Regions from separate parts of the Homo sapiens genome. Here region 1 is linked to region 2. A link is a loop called in an ENCODE intact Hi-C map of the cell type or tissue named here. Cell type or tissue: sigmoid colon. All regions are shown on one strand. Links, peaks and the distances in the headings refer to the core of each region. The heading gives the core; the rest is flanking DNA. Region 1 overlaps GJC1 (gap junction protein gamma 1). Region 2 overlaps EFTUD2 (elongation factor Tu GTP binding domain containing 2).

Region 1 (9,165 bases), core at 2,400-6,399, 68 kb before region 2:
GTGATTCGCCCACCTTGGCCTCCCAAAGTGCTGGGATTACAGGCGTGAGCCACCATGCCTGGCCAAAACCTTTGATTTTTAAAAAGGCGTTTCTTGAAGTACCTTATTAAACATTTGATTTGAAGGAAACTGTGCATGTCTAACATACTTGCCTTTTACAGAAAGCTGGCTAGCCAAAAATGTATCATCAACTATCGATTTTATTTTCAGAAGTGGACTGTCTCTTAAATGAGACAGCATAAAGTATGGACTTGTAGAAGCTGAACGAGTAAATCATGAGTGTAACTGATAACATGTAAGTCCATTCTTCGTATAAACTGCTAGAGAGTGTTTCAGACCATCACTGATGTCTGTGATAAAGAGCACCAAAGCATCACAGTCCAACTTTTTTTTTAAGCGCCAAGTTCAAACAAGTGACCAATAATAATGGTTGGTCCTTGAAGGTCTTTTACCAGAGGCCTTTTCTAATCACTTCGTAACACTTCTGAGATGTACATGGCTCCTGAAACTTGAAAACAAAGCCACAAAATGAACATTAACATTTCTTTAGGGGAAAATGCTATCTAATTTTCCCCTCGTTTGAATTAACCAAAAAAAAAAAAAAAGCCTATTTCTTTTACAAATCTTCTGAATAACGGGTTTTAAGAGCAGGCCAGGCGCGGTGGCTCACGCCTGTAATCACAGCACTTTGGGAAGCTGAGGTGGGCGGATCACGAGGTGAGGAGTTCGAGACCAGCCTGCCAGCCTGGCCAACATGATGAAGCCCTGTCTATATTAAAAATACAAAAAAAATCAGCCTGGTATGGTGGTGGTGCCTGTAATCCCAGCTACTCGGGAGGCTGAGGCAGGAGAATCGCTTGAACCCAGGAGGCGGAGGTTGCAGTGAGCCGAAATCACACCACTGCACTCCAGCCTGAGCGACAAGAGCAAGACTCTGTCTTAAGAAAAAAAAGAGCAAAGGACACACCACATCTGCATAAATCCAAGTGTGTTAAGGAACATAATCATGTTGATTGTATCCTGATTCTAGCAGGTGAAGGACTAAGCACTCAACTTGTATTTGGAGGAGAAGCAAGTGTCATGATGGAGCATGTCTTATATGGCAATTCAAAACAGTATGATTCTGATGCGAGTGAGAACTAAATGTTGGACAGGCTTTTTATACAAATCCCACCTGCATGATCCAGAACAATATTCTTACAGATTCAATGCAGACTCCACCAATGGGTTAGCTAGACATCAACAGGCTCACTTTCTTTTTTTCTTTTTTTTTTTTTGAGACAAGAGTTTCACTCTGTCTTGCAGGCTGGAGTGCAATGGTATGATCTCAGCTCACTGCAACCTCTGCCTCCTGGGTTCAAGCAATTCTCCTGCCTCAACCTCCCAAGTAGCTGGGATTGCAGGCGTCCACCCAGCACTCCTGGCTAATTTCTGTATTTTTAGTAGAGATGGAGTTTCACCATGTTGACCAGTCTGGTCTTGAACTCCTGACCTCAGGTAATCCACCCGCCTGGGCCTCCTAAAGTGCTGGGATTACAGGTGTGAGCCACCGCGCCTGGCCCATTTTCTTAATGTAAGTCCACAATATGTCATTAGGGGAGAATGACTTTGGCAAACTCATATGCTTCAAAGGCAGAAAGACATGTACTAAGAAGGCAGTTAGAGCTGGAAAATTCTTGACATAATTACAACTTTAGCAAGAGAATAAAAATAGATTTTAAAAGTGTGTGCATGTGGGGAGGTGACAGAATATCTTTATATGTACTTTAAGAAGCTGACGCGTTATCCAGACACAAAAGATAACATTCTCATCAAAACAGGCCAAGATGAAACACCAGGGGCACTCTTCACAGAAATTAAGTGGATGCTTCTGGCGCCAAATGTCTTTGCCTGGTTCTTCCTGGCATTTCTGCTTGACTCCTTCCCCCTGTATCATTCTCAAATCCCCAGCCTTTCCACTGGGCAAAGCCACTCTCTTCTCCCTCAGGCTCTGAAGAGATAACACAAATGTATGGACACTTTTTGTCCTTCAATTAAAAAACCTGCTGGAAGCTCCAGTGATGTTAAGAATTAACTGGTAGTTCTTTATCTTAGCTAGGCTTATGTATTCCAAATTTTGCCTGTTTTCTTGGAATTATATGAATTTCCTTATTAAACATTTGATTTGAAGGAAACTGTGCATGTCTATTAATTACCCATGAGGTACATGTGTATTTCTGAAATTTCTCCTTCAGTCTCACCTGAGTTTAATTTTTGCCTAAGATGTTTAGAGTTCCTGAGGTGCTTCTCTAGGCTAAAATTTAAAGATTTTTTTTTAAAAAAGCAAATAAAAGTAAATGAATGGCTAAAAGATAAGGTTAAATTTTCTAGGCTGGGCATGGTGGCTCACACCTATAATACTAACACTTTGAGAGGCTGAGGCGGGAGGATCACTTGAACCCAAAAGTTCGAGACCAGCCTGGGTAACATAGTGAGACCTCATCTCTACAAAAAAAATTTTTAAAACAGAATTAGCCGAGTATGGTGGCACATGCCTGTAGTCCCAGCTAATCAAGAGGCTGAGGTGGAATGATTGCTTGAGCCTGGGAGGCAGAGGCTGCAGTGAGCTGAGATCATGCTGCTGCACTCCAGCCTGGGTGAAAGAGGGAGACCCTGTCTCAAAAAAAAATTTCCTTAAGTTTCTTTTTTTTGGTGGGGGTAGGAATGCAGTAGAGAAACAAAAACACTGCACAAAGGGTGCAGTGTTCTACTATTCATCTAAATAATGGAGAACTGGCATTTTACAATTAAGATATAAAAAATATTCATACTTTCAGAATTTCCAAGTCAGAGGTGGCTTACAACAGCTTTCATTAGAAAAGGGTGAGACGCCCAAATAAAATGCTCCCTGGTGGAACAAAGTCCCCTTTAAACCTTTACCAAGCTCTTTCTCAGAAGCTCACAAAACTTAAGACAATGTGAACATGATGAGAAAGCAAAGCTCTCCAACATAAGGCTGAAAATGACAATAAAAGACTGCAATAAAAGACTAGTGGGATGAACATGAATGCTTGTCAGTGACAAACACATTATGCCTACAAAGAATAAATACTGCACTTCTCTTTAGGTCTATTTACAGACAGGACCCCATGACCTTTCAGGCATAAACCTCCACTGGCAGAAGTAAGAATTTAATCACAAAACTTCTATGGTAAATTATAAAAAATAAGAAATTTGGATTTAGGCCTTCTGCCATTTCCAATACAAGTAGCTTTGAGTATTCTTGGTTGACAAGGGAATGTTTGCATTTCTAATGTTAACAAAGAAAATATCCACCACTGGCTTCTTAACCAGACGGAAGCGGGCAGGTTTCTGGATAGAGGCTTAAGGCAAATCAAACAGGTTCACAACTAAGCAGCCTATTAGGGATTCCAGGCATGGCTTTGCTTTCTGAGGGACAGCTCCATATCATCTCTAGCCAGGTTTTCCACATTGCTACCAAACTGGGGACACGTTTCTGTATCAGGCTTTTGAAAGAACTTTAAGTTATATACATATACCATCAAAGCATATACTGGTGATGCTTGATATTTAAAGGAATCCTACAGTGAATCATTTATTTCCTTTGAAAATAAGGTTTTCAAAAATTGGCTACAACTCTGATCGCATGAATGAGATTCAAAGATTTCTCACATAAAAGAAAGATCTCAACCTCCTTCTACTGTGAACTTGCTTTCCAAGACTAAAAACTGGTATCTCCTCTTCAGTCTCCTTACACATCTGAAATCGTTCCTGCAATATGAGAGGCACTTTTATTAGGTGTAGCATCTATTAAAAACTCTAAAGCCAGGGTAGAATTTGCTGAACAAAGTAATAGCACTAGCCTAATAGGCATTATTTATAAGGACTTTTTCCCCTTTAATATAAAAGTATAACTACAGCAGTTCAATGTACAAATACAAAAAAAGTTCTCATACTAAAAAAAAAAAAGTACCATAATACTGTACATACAAAAACTGTTCAACAAGAATGATTTAAATATGTCTGTTCTTCTCCAGATCTGGAAGACACAAATGTAAAGTTCTGCAACTGTATTATTGCTAAGAACATGTGCCTGGGAACACTGTGTTTCCCTTTCTCTCCCTCAGCCCAGCCCCGCCTCCAGAGTCCCCTGAGCTTGGATCATGAGCCAACAGCATCCCTGAAGATAACCAGAGCCAAATGTTTACTCAATGGAAGTCATTATTCAGTGAGCTGCTGCTTACCATAAACTATGAAAAGCACAGGTTTTAAGCCCGCCAGGATTAAATCCAGACGGAGGTCTTCCCATCCCCTGATTTGCTACTGGCAGTGCTTTTGTTGGACCCAGCTTTGGACCCCACTTTGGCCTTCTTCTCCCGGGGACCATGAGGGTTGTTTTGGTGACTGTAGGCCTGAACTGCCAGATCCAAGCGTTCCTGAGCCATCCTGATCTCCCGCTGCAGAGCCTCCAGGTCAGCTGGGAGGTTCTCCTCATGGCTGCCATACTGCTGTTCCTGGGCTGTGTTGGCCTTGTTTTGCTTGTAGGCGATCTTAGCATTGGACAGTTCGGTGTACTGGATTTGATCTGGTTTGACAGCAATGTTATAGCCAGGGGGAGCAGATGGTGTATTCCAAGTGAAAGGATAATTATAAGCACCCGGATCCTCAAGTTCCCTCCTTTTACTGTTTAGTGAGTCTCGAATGGTCCCAAACCCTAAATGAAGCATCTCCCAAATGTTAAGCAAGAGGCAAAGGCCTGTAACACCATACATTATCAGAAGGAAGATGGTCTTTTCAGTGGGTCTAGAAATAAAGCAGTCTATCTTATGAGGACAAGGAAGTCTGCTGCACACATAAAACGGGTGGACTTGGAAGCCATACAGAAAATACTGCCCTATCAGAAAACCCACCTCAAACACGGTCCTTGCCAGCAACTGCAGCACATAGATTTTCATGAGCCCATCTTCCCGAATCCGTCGTCGGCCATCATGCTTAGGTTTGGGTTGGCTCTGCTCTTTATTTTCCTTATCACTTTCTAACTCCATCTCTGGATACATCATAGGATCCTCTTCGTTGTCCTCCTCCGTTTCTTCCAGAGCCCGGTGTTGTTTCCAGCGCATTGCATAGGGCTTGCTCCGAGCTGCCTTCTTGTCTGCTTCACCGTGCTCCATTTTGGCAATCTTGTGGATAGCATAGCCCAGGTACATCACAGAGGGAGTTGCCACCAGGATGATCTGGAACACCCAGAAGCGTACATGGGAGAGAGGTGCAAACGCATCATAACAGACATTCTCACAGCCCGGCTGTTCTGTGTTGCACACAAATTTGCTTTGCTCATCGTAATAGATGGATTCTCCTCCTACAGCTGTAAGGACGATCCGGAAGACAATCAGAACAGTGAGCCAGATCTTCCCCACAAATGTGGAATGGTTGTGAATCTCCTCTAGCAGGCGAGTCAGGAAGCTCCAACTCATGGTGATTGAATTGGTATGCCCTGATAAAAGTGGAAAAATACCAAAATAAAATCAACAAATATTAAATCTTAATTTAATTACTAATTATGATATCTCTAGGAACTACTGCTTTGAATACTTGAAATCTAACCTCAAGGTTCACAGTGGAACAAATGTTAGAATAAACAGCATCTCAGTTGGGTAGGGTGGCTCACGCCTGTAATCCCAGCACTTTGGGAGGCCAAGGCGGGCAGATTAGTTGAGGTCAGGAGTTAAAGACCAGCCTGGTCAACATGGTGAAACTCCGTCTCTACAAAAATACAAAAATTACCCGGGCACGGTGGTGTGCACCTGTAATCCCAGCAGCTCAGGAGGCTGAGACAGGAGAATTGCTTGAACAGAGCAAGACTCCATCTCAAAAAAAAAGAATAAACAGCATCTCACTCTCTACTATCTTCAAGAAGGTCAATTCACCTCAGTCAACACCTGTTGGCCCCACAAGGTCCCAGAAAGTATGGATTGCTTTCATATCTCCTCTGGTTTAAAAGGTAAACTTGTAGCTACTATTTACTGAGATATTTCTCAGACCTTGGTTCTTCTGTTTGTTTTTTTTTTTTTTTTTTGAGACAGTTTCCCTCTTTCGCTCAGGCTGCAGTGCAGTGGCGTGATCTTGGCTCACTGCAACCTCCGCCTCCCAGGTTCAAGTGATTCTTGTGCCTCAGCCTCCCGAGTATCTGGGATTACAGTCATGCACCATCATTTTTGTATTTTTAGTAGAGATGGGGTTTCACCATGTTGGCCAGGCTGGTCTCGAACTCCTGACCTCAGGTGATCCGCCTGCCTTGGCCTCTCAAAGTGCTGGGATTACAGGCGTGAACCACCATGCCTGGCCAGACCTAGGTTCTTTACACATACTATTATTTCATGAGACCTTCAGAATTTTGTGAGATAGAAATTTAAAAAACACACAGGTATAGTTATTCGGTCCAATCACAGAAAAACCACCACTGAGAACATAAAGGGGACACCTCGGTTGGACTCCACTGTGAAGGGGTGATTTATTAGGAAACTTAAATTTTAGACAAGTGCTAAAAGGGATTAAGAAGATGGTACAGCTACAAACTGCTGGCAATCATTAAGAACTAAAACAAAAGACAGAAGGGAACTAGGAAGATCTTCCCTAGCTAGGCTGCATCGCATACCAGATTTTGGTTTTACTTAGAAGCCCAGTAAATGGTCTTGCAATAAATATTGTACCCCTTTACTATATAACAGAATCTACAAATTATACTTCTGTACCTTATTTATGGTAGACATTAAAAAATGATTGCTAAACTGAACTGTGAGGACATTAAATCCAATCAACAGCAAATCCATTTAAAACAGCATTTTAAAGGACAGATTCTTTCTGAGATTCCCAGATCTACATCCAGGATCCAGGTAAAAACCACCTAAATGAGGTAATATATGGGAAATCCCCAATAAAGCCCCGACACAAAGTAGACTTAATTTTTAACTTGTCCTCCTCCCTCTCCCAGTTTACTTCTGCAGATTACAGATGATTTGTCAGCACCACCAAAGTTTAAACACACTTTACCTGTTGTCCAGAACTTCGGTTACCCAAAATTTTCTTAGAGAAATGATGTTTTGATTGCAATTTTTCCAGATTCCCTCTGGAAGGGAAAAAGAAAAGAGCAGGTCATAAGCTTTCTCCCACAGAAAACAATGAATCACTAAAATGCCATTTTCAGAAAGAAACAAAGTTTTCTATGTATCATAAAAATCAATGAGAATAAGATAGAAACAGGCTTGAGTTTGAATACCAGTCTTCTCCTCCCCATACAGGTGGCAGGAGAAACCATGTAACAGGTGACCCAAAGATTCTTAAGTCACCACAGTCTAAGAATATACGACAGGAAGATGCGTCAGTAGTAAAAATATGAAGCAGATGAACTCTGGCACCTATAGGAAAAAGCCAAAGCAGAAGAATTGCAGCAAATTGAAAGCAGGTCACTAAAGGCCTTGCAAAAACCTTCACCCCATCTGCTCTATTCCCTGAAGCAGCCGATACACCTCTCAGGGGGATTTGAGCAGCTAACTAGGAGCAAGCTGTTTAGCTAAAACACCCAACAGCTGGCTCTCAGTCACAGGAACACCCGTCTCCATGGGAGGTGATTTACAGATACAACTACTCACAAAAAGTCACAGAAAGAAAACACCTGCATCTGTACTGGATTAAACAGCAAAACAGAAAAGTTTCCAAGATGAATTATTGCTCATTATTAAGCTCTGGCAACTCTGCATAGCTCTGGCCAAATGTCATCCATAAGGCGCCCACATTTAGCAAATAAATTTAAAACAATTCCTGAATGTTATGTGTTTATAGTAACTTAATTAAAAGGGTGCTTTGTGTTGTTGTTTAAAGATACAGGAAAAAAAAAACTGGAACAATTTCCAAAGGAACAATGGAAAAAAAAAAAGTGAAGGCATGAAGCCGCATAAAGATTTGCACATAAGCCTGGGCAATATAGTGAGACCCTATCTTTCCAAATTTTAAAAAAATTAGCCAGGTGTGGTGGCAGTGGTGGCCACTGCAGTCCAACCTGGTAGATAGAACAACACCCTGTCTCTTACACACACACACACACACACACACACACACACACGGCCCAGCACAGTGGCTCTGGCTCACGCCTGTAATCCCAGCACTTCGGGAGGCCAAGGTGGGGGGATCACATGAGTTCAGGAGTTTGAGACCAGCCTGGGCAACATGTGAAACCTAGTCTTCACCAAACAACAACAACAACACACACCCCCAAAATTAGCATGGTGACGCACACCTGTGGTCCCAGCTACTTGGGAGGCTCAGGTGAAAGAATCACTTGAGCCCGGGAGGTAGAGGTTGCAGTGAGTTGTGATCGTGCCACTGCACTCCAGCCTAGGTGACAGCGAAACCTCAAAAAATAAAGAAGCAAAAAGATTTACATATGAAGAATCCCGGCCAAGCACGGTGGCTCATGCCTGTAATTCCAGCACTTTGGGAAGCCGAGGTGGGTGGATCACCAGCAGTCGGGAGTTTGAGACCAGCCAGACCAACATGGACTGACCAACTAACTAAAAATACAAAATTAGCCAGGTGTGGTGGTGCATGCCTGTAATCCCAGCTATTTGGGAGGCTGAGGCAGGAGAATTGCTTGAACCTGGGAGGGGGAGGTGGAGGTTGCGGTGAGCTGAGATTGTGCCATTGCACTCTAGCCTGGGCAACAAGAGCAAAACTCCATCTCAAAACAAAACAAAACAAACAAACAAAAGAATCCAGCTGGGCATGGTGGCTCACACCTGTAATCTCAGCACTTTGGAAGGCTGAAGGAGGAGGATCACTTGAACTTGGGAGCTTGAGACTGCAATGAGCTATGATCATACCACTGCACTCCTGCCTGGGCGAGAGAGGGAGACTCTAACACAATAAAATTTCCAGTACAGCTCCCATTTCTAGCCCTGTTTTCCAACTGAGCTCACCACCTCTTTTCTCATTGAATATACAAGTTATAAAACCTCAAAACAAGAAGTAAATAATATAAAATCTTTAAATGGTGATGTAAGCCAGGTTTCCAACATAGAACTCCATGATTCTCATCCACAAATTCTCTGCAGGCTCAGATTTTCCCCAAAGCCTGAAATTTCTATTTGTTCCAATAAGCCAAAATTATGA
Region 2 (6,544 bases), core at 1,892-5,891:
TCACCAATTAATATTTTTAGTTTGACTATAACTGCTAATCCTGGTCAGACTGTACCAAACAACCATAGCTTTTAAAAGTCAAGACGTTGGGTGACATCCAATTAGATAACTGATAGCACCAACCACCTCCTGGATATTTCTACCCAGATGTCAGACTGTCCCCTCACCTTGTATGGGATAAAGGGAATGCACTGGCTTTTCCCGAAAGTCACATTCCCCTTCAGACTTCTCTGTCTCCATCAGTAAGGTTACCACCAAATTTTCAGCTAAACTCAAAATCTTTTTCTTCCCTACTCTGTTAATTACCAAATTCTCCCCTTCTTTCCCACATTGTTAGTTACTGAAACTTTCCTTCCTCTGAACCACTGAATGTTTATGCCCTCTGTTAATGCACTTACCATGCAGTATAATCACTGAACTTTTTTTCTTTGAGATGGGGTCTTGCTTTGTCATCCACACTGGAGTGCAGTGGCATAACCTTGGCTCCCTGCAGCCTCGACCTTCCTGGCTCATGCAATCCCCCCACCTCTGCCTCCCGAGTAGCTGGGACTACAGGTGTGCGCCATCACGGCCAGCTAATTTTTAAAATTTTTTGTAGAGACGAGGTCTTGCCATGTTGCCTAGGCTGGTTTTGAACTCCTGGCCTCAAGTGATCCTCTACTTTGGCCTCCCCAAGTGCTCGGATTACAGGCATGAGCCACTGGACCTAGCCTGAACTTGAACTCTTCTCCTTGGTTAAACATTCCACTGTTACCTGAACAGGCCATGACTAACACCACCTGCCTCTATGCCTCTTTCTCCAGCCCTGCAAGTCTGGAATTCTTGGCTTTCTACTCTTTATTTGCCCAAGCCCCATCTCTTTCCCTCGGCTTTACCTGACTCCAAGCCATTGAGGCTGAGCCCTACCCCACCCCTAAATTCTCTCAGCTGTATCTGCCTACAGCACTCAGCTCACACTATCACCTCACATTGCCATTCATCACTCTGTGGGATTCTGTTCGTCCACTGGATGAAGTTTATAGAAGTCCGAAGTTGTTCATGATGCCTTATTGTATTATATTCCTAGCGAGAGCACATGGTATCAGTTTTGGTAGTAAGGTGTAAATGGATTCTAGTTCCTACTCTATTAGTAATTTCTGTGACCATGGGCATAGTTTCCCCTCATGTAAAATGAAGAGGACGACTCAATGATCTCTTCAATATTCCCTTCAGTGCTGACTTTACAGAAGTCTACACATGGCTTTCCATGATAACGCTGCTGCAGCCCAGCCCATAGCTAGCTCTGGCATAAACTAACAGTGGGTTCAAAGGATGAACAACAATCTCGCCCAAGGCTGAGGATCATTTTCAATCAAAATTGGAATCATCTCTGCATTATAATTACAAAAGGGTTTTGGATTTTGCTTCACATGCTCATACAATGGACATTTAGAAACACAAACTTCTACTGGAACCCTGTTCAGTTTAATTTCATTTATTGTTTAGCTACCCATTTTTAAAAAAGAGCCATCTGGAAATAACTGATATATACATCTAATAACAAGAAAATGGTCAATGGCCCAATGCTGTGTGAAAAACACAGATTACATATGTATACAGTTGACCCTTGAATAACATGGTTTGAATGTCTCGGTTCCAATTATACATGGATTTTTCTCCTGCCTCTGCCACCTGAGACACCAAGACCAATGCTTTCTCTTCCTTAGCCTGCTCAATGTGAAGATGACGAAGATGAAGACCTTTATGATGATCCACTTCCACTTAATGAACAGTAAATGTGTTTTTTCTCATGATTTTCTTTGTAACATCTTCTTTTCTCCAGCTTACTTTATTATGAGAACATAGTACACAGGCCAGGCACAGTGGCTCATGCCTGTAATCCCAGCACTTTGAGAGGCCGAGGTGGGCGGATCACGAGGTCAGGAGTTCGAGACCAGCCTGACCAACATGGTGAAACCCCATCTCTACTAAAAATACAAAAATTAGCTGGGCATGGTGGCATGTACCTGTAATCCCAGCTACTCAGGAGGCTGAGGCAGGAGAATCACTTAAACCCAGGAGGTGGAGGTTGCAGTGAGCCGAGATCGTGCCATTACACTCCAGCCTAGGCAACAGAGTGAGATTATGTCTCAAAAAAAAAAGAAAAAGAACCAAATTTTTCTTGTTTTTTGAGACAGGGTCTTGCTCTGTTGCCCGGGCTGGAGTGCAATGGTGCAATCACGGCTCACTGTAGCCTCAACCTCCCGGGCTCAAGTGATCCTCCCGAGCTCAGACTACAGGCCAGTGCCATCATGCCCACCTAATTTTTTGTATTTTTTTGTAGAGATGGGGTTTCGCCATGTTGCCCAGGCTGGTCTCAAACTACTGGGCTCAAGTGATCCGCCTGCCTCAGCTTCCCAAAGTCCTGGGATTACAGGCGTGAGCCACTGCACCTGGTCAAAAAAGACTGAACTTCAATTTTTTTTTTTTTTGAGATGGAGTCTTGCTCTGTCGCCCAGGCTGGAGTGCAGTGGCGTGATCTCAGCTCACTGCAAGCTCTGCCTCCTGGGTTCACGCCATTTTCCTGCCTCAGACTCCCAGTAGCTGGGACTACACGTGCCCGCCACCACGCCTGGCTAATTTTTTTGCATTTTTAGTAGAGACGGGATTTCACCGTGTTAGCCAGGATGGTCTTGATCTCCCGACCTCGTGATCTGCCTGCCTCAGCCTCCCAGAGTGCTGGGATTACAGGCGTGAGCCACCGCGCCTGGCCAAAAAAGACTGAACTTTAATCCCTCATTTTTTTTTCACAAGAGCAAAGGGCTCCATGCTAAGAGTGCGGCAGGACAACTGACTGGCAAGAATAGAAACGCTGATGCTCCACCGCCTACTGGTCATGAGACATCTCACGGAGCCTGTCTGCTCGACTCTAAGAACGGGGTAACAGTGACTTCCCTCTAAGGAACTGCAACATTGAACACAGAAAAGACTCTCAGTGCACGATTCCTATTGGAATCTGAGGTAACTGGGGAAGTGCAAAGATGAAGAGCCAGGGAGTCTCTCACAGTGGGAATCTGGTCTCAAGGATCTGGTGTTGAGGCTCCAGGAACCCATGATATCATGCGGCTGGGCATGTTAGCAGAGGCCTGTAGATGCTGGCTGCAAGGTCACCATGAGTTCTCAATTAGACCCATGAAATTGATGTCTGCCTCCATACGGCTGGCTAGAAGCACTAACAGTGAGGGAGATGCCACCTGTGAGAAGGTCTGAAAGTGCCTGTGGGCATGGATGATTCCTGTTTTACAAAACCTGTCTCACTCTAGGAGAGACTTTTATTCCTAAAATGACCTCCTTCTTCTCCCATGTCCTCCTATTCACTTTTATTTTTCTATTATTTAGAAACCACTTAGCCTGAAGAAAGGGTCTCAAGGCCACAAAGACCCCCAAATGTGATAATAACAGGTGATAAAATGTTCCCCCAGCAGGGTGCTGATACGAAGCCAATTTCTGAGTCATTCAGCAGGAAAGGCACACAGGACTCAGGGGAAGCTGGTGAGACAGACTGCCAGCCAGCGCTTACCAAAGGTGTCGGCATAGATCTTGGCAAAGGAGCCCAGCGTGAAGCAGATGCTGTACTGGGAGCTGGAGAAGCAGACGTTACCCAGGAGTGGGGAAAGGATCAGGTTCTCATCAGTGGAATACATGCTGAAACAGAGACAGTGGTGAACACAGTGCCAGGCTGCAGCAGCCCGGACGCACTGCCAAGGGGAAGGGCAGGAACTCGGTATCACAGCCACTCTCCAGCCCTCGGAAGGGACTTGTGCAAGACACTCAGTTTTGCCAACAGCCTGGTCCAAGAAAGTGACATGATGGAGCTGTTCCCCTAATTCCCAATAACAAGTTGATTTCCCAGAGCTGGGAACATTCTGCACAATCTTGGAAAAGTTAACTGCACCAGACAGACAAGGGGAAACCTACAGGACAGAGACAAAAACCTTAGAACACAGGAAATGAATCTAATGTGATAAGACAGAAATACATTTGACGAAAAACCTCAATTTCACAAATACAAGCAGACATAAACATCATTTAAAAAAGAGAAAAGAAAGGAAATGAAGAAAAGCAACTCTGCTCTTTACCCTCACTGCCATACTCTTTATTCTTTTGTGTTTGGCTTTTACAGTGTTAAAACTTTCAATCTTAAAAGCCATGCAGAAACCACGAGCATCTGAGTTCACTAACATTTATAAGAAAACGAGTTGTACAAGGGGATCAAATCCACAACCCTAGCCTTACTGGCACATTATCTTATGGAATGTCCCAATATAGAAATAAAGGTATGGCTTATAAAGAACAGCCCTCTACCCCATTGCACTCTACCCCCAAGTTATGCTCCCTAGAGGCAACTGCTTTCAACACTTTTAAAGCTGCTTTTAGAGTATTTACCTTCAGGTTTCTAAGTAATATGTTTATGTTACTTTTTCTTGCTTAGAGGTTCTTTTGCTTTTGAGACAGGGTCTTGCCTTGTTGCCCAGGCTGGAGCACAGTGGTACAATCACCATTCACTGTAGCCTCGATCTCTCAAGCTCACGCAATCCTCCCTCCTCAGCATCCCAAGTAGCTGGGACTGCAGGCATGAACCACCAAGCCTGGCTAATTTTTGTAGAGATGAGATACAAAAGCCATGTTGCCCAGGCTTGAACCTTGAACTCTTGGGCTCAAGCAATATCCTGCTTGGCCTCCCAAAGTGCTGGGATTCTAGGTATAAGCCACTGTGCCTGGCCTCTTGTTTAGAGGTTTGAAACATGACCTCTTGACTTCCTATTTTAGTAAATCAGGTTAAGTTCAGCTCTATCCCACTTCCTACTTTTTTTTTTTTTTTTTGAGATGGAGTCTTGCTCTGTTGCCCAGGCTGGAGTGCCGTGGTGCAATCTCAGCTCACTGCAAGCTCCGTCTCCCGGGTTCACGCCATTCTCCTGCCTCAGCCTCCTCAGTAGCTGGGATTACAGGCGCCCGCCACCAAGCCCGGCTAATTTTTTTTGTATTTTTTAGTAGAGATGGGGTTTCACCGTGTTAGCCAGGATGGTCTCGATCTCCTGACCTCATGATCCGCCCGCCTCGGCCTCCCAAAGTGCTGAGATTACAGGCGTGAGCCACCGTGCCCGGCCTCTTTTTTTTTTTTTTTTTTTTTTAAGAGACAGGATCTCACTCTGTCACCCACATTGGAGTACAACAGCACAATCATAGCTCACTATAACCCTGAACTCCTTGGCTCAAGTGATCCTCTTGCCTCTGCCTCCCGAGTAGCTAAGACTACAAACACATGCCAGCACGCCAAGCTAATTTCAAAATTATTTTTTGTAGACACAGAGTCTAGCTATGTTGCCCAGGCTGGCCTTGAACTCCTAGCCCCAAGGGATCCTCCTGCCTTGACCTCTCAAAGTGCTGGGATTACAGGCATAAGCTATCACGCTTGGCCTTCTTATTAAAATATATTTGTCATTTCATCCTTTGGACTCATGATGTCACACTGGGCTCTAGTCATTCTCAGTCCTTGCAGAGATGGGGTGAAGATATTCCTTTTGAAAAGTAGTGCTACACACTGGGAAGGCTCCTGAAGGTATCTGTCTCTAGCCACACAGGTTCCATCCCCAATCCTTAAATGGAGAGGCATTCTTTCAGTTGGAGAGGCATTCTTTCAGTAGGACGGCCTCCTCACAGGCCCATTTGAGGGGCTGCAGGAAGTCATCTAGCACATCTTTCAGCCTGTAGTAAGACTGTCTTTAAGATATATTTAACCTCTGTTTCAAAGGCCCTTTGATATTATATTCTAAGGTATCATAACCATCACTCATATGTATCAATGCAAGCCCTAAATCCATCTTGTTGAGAAGCAGGTATATCCACAGAAACACAGCAAACAGTTCTTAATTTATTTAGACTGTGTTAATTATAAGATAATAGCAGCTAACATTATTCAGCACATCAGCTGCTACATTGCAAGCACTGTGCTGTGTTCCATCAAATATCTATTTAATTTCTTATAACATCCCTTGTAAGTTATGTTAACTTATACTATAAATGCCTAATAATATTTGCTACTATTGCTGTTAGGCAAATATTATTCCTTTTTTACTGAAGCAGAAACTGAACTTAAGTAATCTGCCCAACTTTACATGGTTGGTATGTGGTGAAGAGGAGGCTGATTCTAGAGCCCAGGCTGGGTGCAGCGGCTCAAATCTGTAATGCTAGCACTTTGGAAGGCCAAGGTGGAAGAATTGCTTGAGGCCAGTTTAAGACCAGCCTGGGCAACATAGCAAGACTCCATCTCTACAAAAAAAATATAAATAAATAAAAAATAAAAATTAAAATTAAAAAAAATTGGCCGGGGGTGGTGGTTCACGCCTGTAATCCCAGCACTTTGGGAGGCCGAGGTGGGCGGATCACGAGCTCAGAAGGTCAAGACCAACCTGGCTAACACAGTGAAACCCTGTCTCTACTAAAAATACAAAAAATTAGCCGGGCGTGGTGACGGGTGCCTGTAGTCCCGGCTACTTGAGAGGCT

What was found. Peaks named below come from ENCODE experiments on the same cell type or tissue, not always from the same donor. Only the 100,000 strongest peaks of a DNase experiment are listed, where the experiment ranks them.
Region 1: it touches region 2 in a loop (5-fold over the local background); 1 of 110 quality-filtered maps calls a loop at or near these places.

The regions. Positions count from the first base shown.
Region 1 is chr17:44,800,344-44,809,508 of GRCh38, forward strand. It overlaps GJC1 (gap junction protein gamma 1), which reads right to left. Exons shown (of 3, transcript NM_005497.4): 2 at 7,051-7,126; 3 at 1-5,494. The coding sequence starts at 5,474. The coding sequence ends at 4,284. Among named protein-coding and RNA genes, the nearest start is that of GJC1, 25 kb to the right of the region's middle. In sigmoid colon, for the core only: no CTCF peak of the experiment used is centred there; DNase peaks (open chromatin) are centred at 4,148 and 4,468; H3K4me3 peaks cover 1,260 bases.
Region 2 is chr17:44,868,887-44,875,430 of GRCh38, forward strand. It overlaps EFTUD2 (elongation factor Tu GTP binding domain containing 2), which reads right to left. Exons shown (of 28, transcript NM_004247.4): 11 at 3,560-3,684. Among named protein-coding and RNA genes, the nearest start is that of HIGD1B, 24 kb to the left of the region's middle. In sigmoid colon, for the core only: no CTCF peak of the experiment used is centred there; a DNase peak (open chromatin) is centred at 3,705.